Linked DNA regions of Homo sapiens: region 1 is linked to region 2. A link is an interaction called in ENCODE POLR2A ChIA-PET data of the cell type or tissue named here. Cell type or tissue: Caco-2. All regions are shown on one strand.

Region 1 (8,000 bases), 74 kb after region 2:
AAACATTTAACTGCTTACAGAGAAGGCAAGGAAGAGAGAAGAGAAAGAGTTCAGGATGGAGAGCGCATCATTTATGAAGGAAGCAGGACTTGTACCTCCAGCACTTGTAATTTTAGAGGGTGTCCTTGACCTCAGGTTAAATATTAAAATGCATACCGAGTTCACATCAACTACATGTTTTACAACAAAAAAATTAAAAGGGTTTTTATAATTTTGTTTGCAAAATTAGTTGGCTGTGAATAACTCACAATTTATAATTCAATATGACTTATCAGTAATCAACGCACATACTTGGGAATTTGGGAAAACTGAGAACATCCAACTAATAAATTGTTTTCAAATGTAGTAAGACATTTATGGATACTATGTTTACAATGCTGACATAATATTACATTTTATATGTACTCTATTATTACATGTGATTTTCATTATTCACATTTTGAATTTAATATTCTTTTTTCTGGATGCAAAAATGTCTACAGGTACTTGGCTCGTTCACCAGTCCCAGGCAGTTTACTTATATTGTTCAATGGCTGAAATTCTAAAGAACAGGGTTCCTGCCATGACAGCAGAGTGAAGGGACCAGTCTTCAGGAGGAGGAGACTATCCTCCTTTTGTACAGGAGAAAAGCACAAAAGAACAGGCACAGAGGCAAGCTGGTAAAGTGCCAATCTCATGGTCTCCATTTTCTCTATTGAGGTGCCATCACCTCTTTGTGTGTGTCTGTAGTGTGTGCGTGTGTGTGTGTGTGTGGTGTGTATAGTATATGTAGATGTCTGTAGTGTGTATATGTGTGTATGTTTGTAGTGTCTGTATGTGTGCATCCTGTATGTGTATAGTGTGGGTGTAGTATGTGTATGTAGTATGCATGTGTGCATGTGTATAGTGTGTATGTGTGTAAATATATATATATTTATATATGGTGTGTATATAGTGTGTATATATGTGGTGTGTGTGCATGTGTGTAGCGTGTATATGCATAGTATGTGTATGTGTGGTGTGTGTGCATGTGTATAGTGTGTGTGTAGTGTGTGTCGTGTGTGTATGTGTAGTGTGTGCAGTATGTAGGTGTGTTTGTGCATAGTATGTATATGTGTGTGTAGTGTGCGTATGTGTCTACGTGTGTGTGTGTAGTGTGTGTGTGAGTAGTTTATGTGTGTAGCATGTATGTGCATGTGTAGTGTATGTGTGTGGTGTGTATATGTGTCTATGTTGTAGTGTGTCTATCTTCTTGAGAGATGGGGCATTGATATTCCTTTTAGAAATTCTTCTAGAAGCCAACATCTTGAAAATGAGCCTGCTGATGGTATTCAGAGCTGGCCAGCTCTTCCCCATTCTCCTTCAATCCGGGCACGTCCCACCCTGTGTGGCTGGATGTGAACACGTACGTGCAAGTGTGATCTCTCTGTGTGAACATTAAGAGGTTGCTCACTTGCTCCAGTTTTCACCTGGAAGCAGCACTTCCTTCCCCATTCCCTCCTATTCGATGCAACAGGCTGATCAGAGTATTTCTGTTCACCTTTGTGGCAACTGTGCTACACTCCCCTTTCAAGCCTTCCTCAAAAGAAAGAGGAGAAAATATTTTAATATGATTTTAATGCCTAGTTTTTTCTCCTTTCCTTTTTATTGTAAAAATACAACACTTTTCCTGTAGAGCAATTAGAAAATGCAGATGCAATTTTAATACCATCATTGACACATCAACCATGTTACTATGTTGCTTTTTCTTTAAAAAAACTCTTGATAGAAGCAGTTTTTTAAACTTTTATGTATTTAATTATTTTGCAAGATTTCAATTTGCATTGAAATTTATTGAGATTTATTTTATGGCCCAGCACATGACTTATTTTGGTGAACATATTCTGTGCACTTAAAAATGTGTATTCTGTAATTGGTGAGTGAGTTTCTAGGAATGATGGAGTTCAAGAAATGTTCATCAGGTCAAGTTGGTTGGAAGTGTTCGACAGAAGTCATTTTATAACCTGCTTTTTTATTTTGAGTAAAATATTGTGACAGTCAATAAACATGATTTTTCTACAAAATGCTTTATAGTTATGGTGTATTCCATGGTTTAGCTATTTCCCTATTGCTGGATATTTGTTTTAAAATTTCGGTATTATAAAGAATACTGTGATAACCGTACATTTAAATGTGTATGTATTATTGATTACACTACAGAAGATAAACTTGTAGTAGTTGCTATCATTTGAATGCATCCCCAAAAGTTCATGTGTTGGGAACTCAGTCCCCAATGCAACAGTGTTGGGAGGTGAGACCTTTAAGAGGTGATTAGAGAAATGGATTAATGGATTAATCTTGGGCATGGGTTCATTTTCTTAAGTGAGTTTGTTATGAAGGCAAGTTTGGGCTGGGTGTGGTGGCTCACACCTATAATCCCAGCTCTTTGGGAGGCCAAGGTGAGAGAATTTCTTGAAGCCAGAAGTTTGAGACCAACCTGGGTGACATAGCACAATCCCCCTCTCTAAAAAAAAAAAAAAAATCAGAAATTTAGCCAGGCATGGTAACGCACACTTGTAGTCCCAGCTACTTGGGAAGCTGAGGTGGGAGGACTCCTTGAGTACAGGAGTTCAAGGCTGCAGTGAGCTATGATCATGCCACTGCACTCCTGCCTGGGCAACAGAGTGAGACCCTGTCTCGAAAATAAAAATAAAAAAATAAAAAAGCAAGTTCAGCCCCCTCTTGCTTTTGCTCTCTTGCCTTTCCTCTTTCCACCATGGGATGATGCAGCAACACATCCCTCACCAGATGCTGGCCCCTTAATCTTGGACGCCCCAGCCTCCAGAATCATAGGAAGTAAATCATTGTCCTCTATAAATTGCCCAGTCTGTGGTATTCTGTTATAGCAGCGCAATACAGACTAAGACAGCAGTGTAGCTGCTAGTTAAGACTTCGTATTCTTGAAGGCCTTTGATTCATATTCATTTTGAGGCCATTTTAACATTGTACCTTTACCCTTCTGAAGATCTCTGGTGTCTTGGCATGTATTTTCATCACTTTCTATATAGAAAATCAGTCACAGGTGACTCACTGAATTTGGAGCCAGCATGGAAACAATCAAAATGCCAAAAATCTAACTTTGTAAAATTAAAAAAAAAAAATCTGCCTCTTTAAAAATTTGATTCACTTCTGTTCTTAAAGATAGCAATGCGAGATGGTGTTCAACTCCAAAACTGCAAAACACTGATGCCAAGCAATCCATTTTAATCATGGCATGCCCCGGGACACTTTCAGTATTTGCACGAATTGAAGGTCATTTGTGGTGAGTACAAGGTCTTCTCTCCTGAATCATCGTGCCATTGTACTCACCTCGAAAATGCTGGGATGCCTGTGGGGATCCTGAAAGCATCAGCTGGACATGATGATTAAAATCTTCTAATTATTTGAAAAGCCATTTGGGATAATAGAGTAGGTTTACTTTCCTTTCATTAATGTCCCTGAGCAGGCTATATAGGAGTTAGAAAGTCACAACTTCACTGCTTTTGGCCAAAGGCCATTGCGGTACTTGCAGATGAAGAAGAAAAAGAAAAAAAAAAACAGAGACAAAGTGTTCTTTCAGAAAGGTTATAAGCCTGTAGACAGAACAGAATTAAAATACAATTCTGAATGTACCAGCATACAATATTTTGGTGTTGGTTTACTGAAGAGAATGTCAGATCAATACACCACCAAGTCAAATTGACTGTGATGTCTAAAATAACTTTAGGTCTGCCTTTAGAAGGAGCTAATGGGAAAAGAGAGAAATAAGTTACACGAAGGTCCATGTTGGGCGATAAGGAACTTGTCGCTTAGTGAACAGGTCTTGATAATATACTGGATAAATGGCACTAAGAAATGTCTGGAATCACTCAGAATACATGCCTAGAAGTCTAGAGTAATAAGAAACAAACGCATGTCATAATTCAGTGTAAGAAATAGCAATGCAAAGGTAAGATCTTTGCATTGTATAAATTCGTATAAGCCCTGTAAATGATTACAACTTCATTTCTTATCATTTGTTTTGGATAGCAGAATTAGAGTAGAGCAGTGTTAGCAGGAGAGAGTCCCTTGAAGGTCACAACAATGTGAAGAGCCTGGCAGTGTGGAGTGTCAGCTGAATAACCCATGAGGACCCAAGGAACAGGCCTGGATTTCTTCCACAGAGCAGGCCTGGCGAATTCCCATGAAGTTAGGTCACTAGGCAAACGTTCCAGGGCTGGCGGTGTACTTATGACTCTCAATCTCCCTTCTAAGTTGTTAAAAAAATTAAAATAAAAAAAAAACTCTTCAGTACTTAGACATTATGCTAAGGCAGTATCTGAAATGACAGAATGGAATGAAGAGACATCAGATGAATGCTAAGTATGGAGACTATGCAGAGTTTAGAAGTTGCCCTGAAAATTGAGAGAAGCTTAGGGTTGGGGCTAATGGATGAGGTCAGAAGCTTATCAATCACCCAATTAACAAGTATTTATTGTGACCATACAGGATACTGGATGCCACAGTAACTGCATATGGTGAGAGGTGTAAGACCTAAGTTGTCTAACTGTGTTTAATTCATTGGGAAATTTACTAACAGGTCAAACAGGCTTACCCCAGTGAAATAATCCACGTGGCATCAGGTCACACATTTGGAAGGTGACCTTAAATATAGATGAAGGAAATTGTTGAAGTCAGTGGCCAGTATATTGAATTACAAGGCTCATAAACTTCTCATGCCTCAGATCTCGAGTTCTATTTTTAGAGACACATTTTCTGGCACATTTGTTTTAAAAAGTCTCTTGGTGGGGTGTGGTGGCCCACGCTTGCAATCCTAGCACTTTGAGAGGCCAAAGTGGGAGGACTGCCTGAGATCAGAAGTTGGAGACCAGCCTGGGCAACATAGCAAGACCTCGTCTCTACAAAAAGAAAAAAAAAAATCAACTGGGCATGGTGGCATGCACTTGGAGTCCAAGCTATTCCAGAGGCTGAGACACTTGAGCACAGGAATTTGAGGCTACAGTGACCTATGAGTGTGCCATTGCCTTCCAGCCTGGCTGACAGAGTGAGACCCTGTCCCAAGAGAAAAAAAAAAAAGGAGTCTGAACAAATATCAATTCTGAACCCTCTTGGAAATCCTACAATGTCTATATATTTTTCTAGCCAATGGAACAGATATAAAAACTTCTATTGTCAAATGTTTGTTTTAAATCTTAAGAGAGATTCTTTAGCTTTGTTATCTGGTCATTCCTCATTTAGCCAATAATAGTACAACTTCCTAGAAAAGAATGAAGATTTTTGGAGGAACTGAGCTTTCACTTTGTCTGCACAGTGTCACAGGGTAGGCCCTTGCCTTCCCACGTTGTGGTCATTAGCATGAAATTGCTTGGAAAGGTAACCTATGCTCTCCTAACTATGAGGATGAAAATGGTATCCCATAATAAAAATAGAAAAAGGTAATAAAAGTTCACTTCTTGTTGCAATAGCAAATGCACAAGTAGCATTTATCACTTGACTGTTTTCCTGTATGGTTTTCTAGTCATTCGTTGCTATGCATGGAGAAGCGTGAACTTGTGAAAATACTTATCATCTGCTTCAGTGGCCCATTTTCAATGCATTTACAGCATCAACAATAACAACATACAATGACTTTTTTTTAAAAAAAAAGGTAATTTTGGACACAGAACCTATACTATCTTTATATTTTTGTTTGCTTTGGCTTTGTTTTGTTTTTTTTGAACCTAACAAGAAGATGGTAGCATTAGCCACTCTCAGTTAAAAATTTGAAAACCTTACAGCTAGAGAAATAGTCTTTCAGTGACTGAGGTACGATAATTTCACTTTACGCTGTTTTAGCTTCATTACATTGACAACAGATTTTTATATTTCTTATACATTTTTAATTATTCTTTTCTATCAGATGTTGAGAAATTCTATATATCATGTTGCAAACCTAATTATTTTTAAAAAGAGATTTATGTCACATATGACTGACTTCTTATCTATAACTCCCAGAAATACTAATTTTATTTGGAAATACCCAGAAAGATCTGTTAAATTATGAATATACTGTGACTCATTTTATGCCTAATTATAAAAAATGAATGAGTAAAATATCAAAAAAATTTCTTTGGGAAATTTTAGTTTAAAAAAAGCTAGTAATTTTCTAACAGAGCCTTAGAAATAATTGTACTCCCAATTTTATGGGGAAGTCATTTCATTATTAATGTGTTTAATTCTCAAAAGTTAGTTGTGATATTTTTAGTGTAAGGTTGCTTGGAAAATATATGAAAAAAAGATATAATTATTATGTGAATTTTATTATCTCTCCAAGAAAGCAAAAATAAACAGAAAGACTAATTTTAGATAAGGATAAGAACATCTAGGTTCTTTTTGCTCTACTACTAAGCAATCTTTGGCAAATGATTTTAATTTTCTGGAGCTTGATTTCTGCCTCTATGAAATAAAGAGGCTAGAAGTAGATCACATTTGGTGGTAATACTGAGACGCGCTCTGCAAAAAAAATGCTTCTTGGTCAACTGAATTTGGAAGTTATCATATGTTATGCCCACTATGGGATATTTAAGATGCACATTGGTAGATTATGAGAATCCTGCAGTAAAAGAACCTACTTATCTTGGTTTATACCAAAATTTCCCAAAGCTATTTGGCCATGGACCTCTTCCTTTGTTTTCTTTCTGTAACAACATACTCGGAACACACGCTAGGAAATGCTGGCAGGATATTCAACTGGGTGCGCCTGGTCCCTGGTTTTCAACACAAGATGATGAAAAGCTGTGTCTCATTTTTCTTTTGAGAAAAAAATTTAAAATTCTATGTATGCATTAATCTCTGATTACTTTTCCTAATAATATCTTATTTTTCCTACTTTTTTAGTTTCCGTGAACACCAAAAGTCATAAATTTTATCCACACACTAAGGACCACAATTTCTTAAGTCACTACAACTTCTGGGACGCTAGCAAATCACCACTATTAGGTTAAGCCTTCCTTAATTACTAAACAAATTTCAAAAAGCACAAATGGGTAAATCTCTGGACATCCTAAGCAAATTTTCACACTTCTTAAATAACTGTAACAAATCAGTGGCCACATTTACTCAACTAATATTTATTTATTTATTATTTTTATTTTATTTTATTTTTTGAGGCAGGCTGGAGTGGCACAATATCAGCTCACTGCAACCTCCGCCTCCCAGGTTCAAGCGATTCTCCCAACTCAGCCACCCAAGTAGCTGGGACTAAAGGTGCATGTCACCATGCCCAGCTAATTTTTGTAATTTTTGGTAGAGACGGGGTTTCACCATGTTGACCTGGCTGGTCTCGAAATCCTGACTTCAAGTGATCTGCCAGCCTTGGCCTCTCAAAGTGCTGGGATTACAGGCGTAAGCCATCGTACCCAGCCTCAACAAACATTTAATGAAGATATGTCATACACAAAAGCATGACAGATACTCTAAAATAATGAAGAAATTCTCCCCTACATTAAAGAAGCTTTTTGTCTATAAGAAGATGAATATAATAATATTTTAGTAATATAATATATATTACATAATAGCAAAAATATCAATAGCTAGTGTTTATTAAATGCCTACTAATATTGCAGATACTATATATCCATAATCATTCATCTTTAAAAAAAAAAACCCTTAAAGCACAGATTCTATTATTGTTCTCATTTTATAAGAAGGAAAAAGGAGCTCAGAGAGGTTAGCGATTTGTCTTATGACACACAGCTGTCAAATAAAAGAAAGGATTCAGATCAAGGTCTATATGACTGCAGCATCACACTGCCTTTCAAATCAGGCTTAAACATGAATGTAGGCAGAAGAGAAGGAACTAATGAGATGGGGAAGTAGTGCCGTACGAAGAGGAATACTTGATACAACTGGGCTTCATAAGAAGGGTCAAGTCAAGATTGCTAGGAGAGTTAGTTGGCCTTGGGAAAATGAGTGACTGTCTCTTTCTCTGAGACAGGAATGAAAAATGAAAGAGGAGATGGACC
Region 2 (8,000 bases):
TAAAATATGGCAGGTAAACATTTAATGACACAAAGGCAGACATTCACAAAGAGGTTAAGAAATTAGGACATATTTTTTTGTAAGCGAAAAAAAGTCAAACATAGGGTTGTCATTATCAGCTACTGCAGCTGGTGCTCACACATCCTTGGGAGGCGTCCCAGAGTGGCATGGTCAGGCTCCTGGGCAGAGATGGTAAACTACTGACCCATTACCCTCAGAATGACAGTGATGTCAGCTCTACTCAGTGACCCAGGGAGACAGCAGCATTAACCAGTATGCAAAAAATATAGATGAAATTTGGAGCAAATTGATTTACTGAGGGATTACTTTTGGTTAAATGATTTTCCCTCCTTTCTGAGCCCTATCCATCCCAAGCCGAATTCTCTGAGCTAAATTGAAGTTTCTGCAAATGCATCCTAGCAGTGGAGGTTAAAGAGTCACTGTGAAATTTATTTCATCCCTGAATTTACAGCTTTGTTAGGCAAAACTATATAAAAACCATAAAAAGAAAGAGGCTAAAAATAAAAATGGAAAAACCAATAACAAACAAGCAATTCCAGCCAACTCTTTTTCCTCTGCTCAAGATGAAATGAAGAAAGTGAGCATGGTATGTAACAACTAATGGTAATTTTCCCAGCCTTAATAGTCTACAAATGATCACAGATAAGGGATATGTACATATCCTAATTTATTCCCCTGACCTAAACATTGCTCTCCTAACAGTCACCTCTTCTGAACCTGCTGCTCTCTCTGATATGACAATCACTTGTAAATCTTGAAAGACAGTTAAGCCGTGATTGTAATTTTTTATACATAGTATCTAACACATTAGGAATGCAGAGTAAATGCCAAGCTATAATCATTTAAATGTCCTTCTTTATTTATTTCATTTCTCATGTTCTGTGTTTGAATGAAGACTCATGGAAACCCTTGTTTTCGCATTTAATCACGCAGTGCCAGGTGGCCCCAGCCCCAGGCTCAAGACAACCATTAGCAGGTTTTTCTGCTAGGGTGGATTCATCCTCTATATACATTTCTGATTGTCTATAAATAGCATCACTTGTGAGGATTGTTGAAATAATTTGTTGCTATAATTATAGTGACATTTCTAGCATGTTATAATCATATAAAACTGCCAAAATAGGAGGATGCTATTTTGGACTTTTTTTTTCCAGTTTAGTTTGTGTTTCATGGAATGGAAGAAAAGATGAGGAATGCCTCTGGTTTAGAGAAGGAGCCACATTATAACAGAAGAGAACAATGACACACAAAAATCAGGAGTACTTCCTTCAGAAGAAAGGCAGCTGGAGCCTTTGAAATTGACATAGTTTTAGTCAAAAAGAAGAAAAGAAAGATCTCCAAAATATACAATTCCATACATGCAAGAGAAGTGAAGACATGTGATGATATTTTTCCAGCTGAAGGCCTTAGCCAAACCAAAGTCATTTTAATTTTTCATAGGCTTTTACATTTTTGATGACAACATCTTGGTTGAGGAATCACAAATGTCTGAAAAAGAAGTCGCAAGGATGGTTGCACTGTGAAAATCTTTGAAAAAGTCAGTATGTTTTGAATTGACATTGTATCTCCACTGTTTTCAAATGTTCAGCCAATGCCAATTAAACAAAATAAAGATGTATGTTGTATTAGTTCATTTTTATGCTGCTGATAAAGACATACCCAAGACTGGGTAATTTATAAGGAAAAAGAGGTTTAATGGACTCACAGTTCCATGTGGCTAGAAAGGCCTCACAATCATGGCAGAAGGCAAAATGCAATTTACGTGGCAGCAGGCAAGAGAGAGAAATGAGAGCCAAGTGAAAGGGGTTTCCCTTTATGAAACTATCGGATCTCATGAGACTTATTCACCATTGTGAAAACAGTATGGGGGAAACCACCCCCATGATTCAATTATCTCCCACTGGGTCCCTCCCACAACACGTGGGAATTATGGGAGCTACAATTCAAGATGAGATTTGGGTGAGGACATAGCCAAACCATATCATATGTATTGATAAAATGCTGTTAGCTAGTGAACAATCACATACTTTGAGGACTGTACCACAGTTGTGGATGTTTTCAAACTAAAATGGCATACTGTATCTACATAAGTTGTGTTGATGGACAAAATTAGAAAATGTCAATGTTTATTTTAGATGCAATTTCTCTTTTTTCTTAGTGCCCAGTGCTGGGACCTACTCATTTGACCTGCCTGATGACACTAAACAACAAAGTGGGAATTGGCTTTCTTGGCATTAATCAAGGTTATAATTTTATATGTATTTGTAGGATCTTTCCCCCACATCTGTACACTCCAAGAAGGTGCAGATCCTGTCTGGTTGGAACTCAGTCATATTTTCAGCAAGGTGACAAGTCATAGGTCATTTTGAGGTGAACGAATGAATGGTGGAACAGGAAGACTTCCAAATAATCCTTGCTCTGAAATTTACAAGTTTTATAAGCTCAGGCCAGCATTTCCCTTCTTGGAGCCTCAGATTCATTCTTTACAAAATGGCTGATTTGGCTTGGAGGCTCTCCAAGGTCCATCTTAAGTTCCAGAAGCCTTCAATTCCATAAATGAATATACAGTAGATGCCCTAGGGCTCTACCACCGCCTCTCTTCTGAAAACTGTTTGCACAACCCGCATCTCCGTCTCACTGCAGCACAACATTCCCTGGAGATAGTCATCTAGGCCAGAGTTAGACCCCAGATCCTAGCTGGACGGAGCACCTGCTTTTTTCCAGGTATTTGGTGCTAGGCCTGAGGACCTGCCATTTGGAATCTGCTTACAGCTGCTCTGTGACCTGCGGATTTGGGGACCCTGGGAGTGACTGCCTCCTGCCCAGTGTGGAGGGCTGGGCAGAGACAGCCAGAAGGCAGAGAGAGAGGAATAAAGCCGTCTCCAGACCAGAGCGGACAGAGCAAGTGGAGACTTCTGGCAGTTGCCATCCCTTGCTGAAAGCTGAGGGTTCCATAAGGGAGCTTGTATACTCATAGTGAATTTCCTTTTTGCCCTTTTTTTGGATGAAAAGTAGCTCTAATTAGCTTTGTTTTGTATCCAGAAACCCAACTAATAACATACATCCATTCTTTTCAGTAGTTAAACCTAGTTTAACTGGTGATTCTGGTGAAGTCTCCTAGACTTTTCAAAGCCTCATTCATAGAAGCCTAAACCCAGTATTTGTTGTGAACAGCATTATCAGTGCCTGTGAGGCAGTCTCTCTCTGGGGTGAACCGCAATTTAGGCAGTCTTTTGTGTTTCTACACAGCAGGAACCTTATAAAACTGGAGAGGCAAGAGTCTTTGACCTAGGATGAGTCCATAGCCCATTTCTTTGCCCCATTTTTAAACAGGTTGGTCTTGCCTCCTGTTGTTGATCTTTGAGTCCTCCCCTGCACACCTGCCTGGAATGCTCAGCTCTTCCTGCTCACCTCCGCAGACTTCCAGAGCCTGGACAGAAGTCACTTCCCTGACAGATATCAGCACAAATCTCTGTCTACCTTTGGTCTCCTCCAAACTGCCCTGTCTTCTTGTCACGCACATCCTAACTTCATATTTCCTTTCCTGATCTCATTGAGAAATGAGAAATCGGGTTATGGGTTATCTAATTCCATTAGCCTCATTATTCCTTAGGCATCTCAGTCCCGGAGAGCTAATGCCATGTCATAGAAGGAGTCGGAAGACTCGGAGTCCACCAGTAACTCTGTGATCTTGAACAAAACCCCTTCTCTCTTGATTTGTAAAATGAGACCTAAATTGCATAATTTGTGGGATACTTCCATCTTCACTCTAGGGTCTATTTCAGATAAAATCCCCTCCCCACTCTCAGTTCTCATCTCAATTTCTTTCTTTTTTCATTTTTATTTTATTTTATTTTTAGACGGAGTTTCACTCTTGTTGCCCAGGCTGGAGCGCAGTGGTGCGATCTCAGCTCACTGCAACCTCCGCCTCCCTGGTTTAAGTGATTCTCCTGCCTCAGCCTCCTGAGTAGCTGGGATTACAAGTGCCCGCCACCACACCCAGCTAATTTTTGTATTTTTAGTAGAGACGGGGTTTCGCCATGTTGGCCAGGGTTCTCTCGAACTCCTGACCTCAGGTGATCCTCCCGTCTCGGCCTCCCAAAGTGCTGGGATTACAGGCGTAATCCACTGTGCCCAGCCTCATCTTAATTTCTAGGTTCCTACCACTCCCTTTCTTGGCATGAAGGGGTGGGGGTCTTGTTTGCAGGTGGAACTTTTCCACTGTGGGTCTCTCGGTTTTATTGTAGATGTTTTAAAGTCTCAACTAAGGTTCCTGACAGGCAGAGGGAAGATGGGATGGGATGGGGGAACAGTGCTCTTCAACCTGGAGGGGCCTGGAGGGCTCAGGCCACTCAATACGTGCGTTAGTATATTTTCCCACATTCTTGTTCCTGTCTCTTTCCTTGTTAGGCAACACCACCCTGGTCTTTTTTTTTTTTTTTTTTTCTTGCCTTATCTTTGTTAAGCTTTCCACATTCCTACTCCATCAGCATGCTTTTGGCTGACAAACTTGAAGCTTTCCCCTTTTGCTTGCTTTGCAGCTATCATCTAATCTTGCAAGAGATGAGAATTCTTGACATGTTTTTGTTAACTTCTTTTGTTGCCACTATGAGCTCCACCTAATTCTGAGACTGACATCCCCCAAGCAGCAGGCAGTGAGGCAAGGCTCTGGGGTGGCTGGCCTGGCCTTGCCACTCTGAGGCCAGTATTAAAACACTGAGTGGTTGGTTTCATTCCCTACATTACCAACTTTTTCTTTTTTCTTTTATTTCTTTTTCTTTTTCTTTCTTTTCTTTTTTTTTTTTTTTGAGACGGAGTCTTGCTCTGTCACCCAGGCTGGAGTGCAGTGGCGTGATCTCGGCTCACTGCAAGCTCCACCTCCCGAATTCACACCATTCTCCTGCCTCAGCCTCCCGAGTAGCTGGGACTACACGTGCCCACCACCAAGCCTGGCTAATGTTTTGTATTTTTAGTAGAGACAAGGTTTCACCGTGTTAGCCAGGATGGTCTCGATCTCCTGACCTCGTGATCCGCCCACCTCAGCCTCACAAAGTGCTGGGATTACAGGCGTGAGCCACCGCACCTGGCTTTCTTTTATTTATTTTTCTAATCTAAATTTTAAATTATTTAAAACAGGATCTCTCTCTGTCACCCAGGGTGGAGTGCAGTGGCATGATCATAGCTCACTACAGTCTCCATCTCTTAGGCTTAAGTGATCCTCTCGCCTCAGCCTCCCGAGTAGCTGGGACTACAGGCATGTGCTACCGCACTCAGCTGATTTTATTTAGTTTTGTAGAGATGGGTCTCACTACATTGCCCAGGCTGGTCTCGAGCTCCTGGCCTCAAGCAAGTCTCCTGCCTGGCCCTCCCAAAGTGCTGGAAATCCGGGAATGAACCATCATGCTCAGCTTTGCTGTCTTAATGAGAGCCAATTTAGCCACTCTGGCTGAAACCCTTCTCTTCATATGACAGCCCAGCCATCAAACATCAGTTGGATCCAATAGTTGAGTATGTGGGCTTCTTCAGTTTCCTAGGCATGGCTGGGTGACCAGAGAAAGAGAAGTGCCCACTCAACTGTCCACCAATTTGGAATTCTATCATTCATAACTAGCATTTATATTACGGCAGATTTTGAGCGATAAAGGTGATCACACAATTGCAAAACATGCTTTCTGTATATTTATGACCAGGGTTTTTTCATGCCTCTCTCACTGACTTCCACCCCTGGTCCTTGTCAAGCTTCTAAGAGTTTCTCAGTGCCTTTTCCCCCAGAGCTTAGATCATATCCAAGGAAAGATTGAAAATAAAGTAATTCACTAAGTGGAAAAGAGGAGATTTTTTTATGACTATCAGTTTGCAAAAACAAAATTAAAGATAATACAGGTTCATGCAATGTCACGGATAATGACAACAATCTAGATAACAGCCAAGAAAAGGCAACTTTATTGCTTTCTTGCAAACAAGCCAAGAACAATAGTTCATCAAGTTTCCACTATATTCATAATGGAGCATTTTATGATCTTCTAAGGAGAAGTTTGATGAAATGCAAGACTGTGCTTTAGATAAAAATGTCAATTTTCATTAAAATCTTTAAGTTTATTTGTCACACTTTCTTTCTAAATTCCAAACTAATTTCTTTGGGGCTCATGTCTCTATTAATTTGCTTGTTTCTTTTGTAACATAAAAGCTGTGACATTTAGATTTAAAATGACCATTGTTTCTGCACTGGATGTTCTTGGCCTGTTATTTCCTTCATAATTTTTACTACGGCTTTTGGGGATTCATTCACTTAGTCTTGGCAGTTACTGAATCTTCTTGTCCTTTGCAGCTATAGAGATGCCTCAAGTTGGCAAGAAAGAAAAGGAAGTCTTTGTGCCGTTGAATACCAAATCTGGTCTCTATTACAGTGCCGAAGGAGTGCTGTTTGGAATGACATTGGAAACAGCCAAAGAACATCTCCAAGACCTTCTGACGTTGATGGAGAGAACCTCTGACTGAATCCTTGGTGGCCAGGCAGGCAGGGCAGCTCATTCTGAATGAGTAGAAATCTCATTTATAATGTTCAACCTAGGTAACATGTTTTAGAAGACAACTTAAGTCAGAGGGAAAGCCTATTATGGCCAAAGCCTGAATATTTGTCCAGTCGGCTGTTAATCCAGTCAGCTTTGATGGAAGAATTGGTAATAGGAAGATTGTTCTTTTTGGCTTGTTGGGCTGGAGTCAGAGAGAGGGGGACACCCACATGGCCAGAAAGCTGAGATGTCATAGCTAGATAGTCCTCGCAAATGCCACTTTACCAAACAGCCTTCCATTATGATTGTCTGCAAATGAAAGTTAACACTGCTACACCTGGCAAGGAAATTCTTTGCAGAGCCATGGGTGTAGTTACCACACTGCACTGCAGCAGTTTGGGAGAAGATGCTGAATTAGGGTGAACCTCCAGTAGCCTCTTCTGGGCTTCTTCATGGAAAGGAAGTGAGAGAGCTTCCTGAAGCAGGAGATGGGACAGGTGCCAGGCAACAGAAGAAAATCAGGCCCTGCACAATGGATCACGCCTGTAATCCTATGGCTTTTGGAGGCTGAGGCAGGAGGATTGCTTGAGCTCAGGAGTTTGGGACCCCATCTATACAAAAAAAAATTGGCCAGGTGTGGGGTGACATGCATCTGTAGTCCCAGCTACTCAGGAGGCTGAGGCAGGAGGATGACTTGAGCCCAGGAGTTCGAGATTGCATCACTGCACTCCAGCCTGGGTGACAGAGCCAGACTCTGTCTCAAAATAAATAAAGAAAAGTCAAAAAAAGAAAATCAGCGATTTGGCCCTACCAGGCCAGGATGCAGGAACCCTGGCTGGGAACCCAAGAGGCAGTGGGAAAAGCAATGTTAGGGTTCCAAGCCCTTGTGGAGTGAGTGCTCTGCTCCACTGCTGGTCTGAGCCAACCCCCTGTGTTCATGGCACCTCTACTTTGCGTTCTGAGAGCTTGGGCTTGGCAGTGACCTGGATGAGGCAGAAAAAGGGAGACAGGATTGTGGGACAGGCACAGAATCTGGAGACAGGGCTACTATTTGCTTTCTTTCGAGGGAGGAGCACAAAAGCCAAATATGAAGTCCTTCCTTCCAATCTTCCATTGTCTGAATTGAGCTGACTCACTGCAGAGTAAACTCATGGATAGCCTTGGTTTTTCCAGCATGAACAGCTGGGGGCAACTTCACAAGGGTGTGAGATTGGGGAGCTAGAATGGTGCCTCCAGTGTGTGTGAAGACACTGGAGAGTCATATTTACACCGTCACGAGCTCTCCTCCCAGAAAATCATCACGTTTATTATCTTGCCAATTAAACCTGCATAAATGCATGGGCAAGGTAGGAGAAAAATGGAAAAAATGCACAGTTCATTTCCTTCTCTGGTGCTGTTTACTCTACATGAGATATTATTAAAAGAGAAAGGTGGTAAACAGGCAGAAAACTGCCCTGTAACACCCAC

What was found. Peaks named below come from ENCODE experiments on the same cell type or tissue, not always from the same donor. Only the 100,000 strongest peaks of a DNase experiment are listed, where the experiment ranks them.
Region 1: POLR2A ChIA-PET joins it to region 2 with 5 read pairs; 3 of 35 experiments call an interaction of 5 or more read pairs at or near these places.

The regions. Positions count from the first base shown.
Region 1 is chr10:33,456,497-33,464,496 of GRCh38, forward strand. No RefSeq gene overlaps it. Among named protein-coding and RNA genes, the nearest start is that of NRP1, 130 kb to the left of the region's middle. In Caco-2, no CTCF peak of the experiment used is centred here; no DNase peak of the experiment used is centred here.
Region 2 is chr10:33,382,581-33,390,580 of GRCh38, forward strand. No RefSeq gene overlaps it. Among named protein-coding and RNA genes, the nearest start is that of NRP1, 52 kb to the left of the region's middle. In Caco-2, no CTCF peak of the experiment used is centred here; a DNase peak (open chromatin) is centred at 4,581.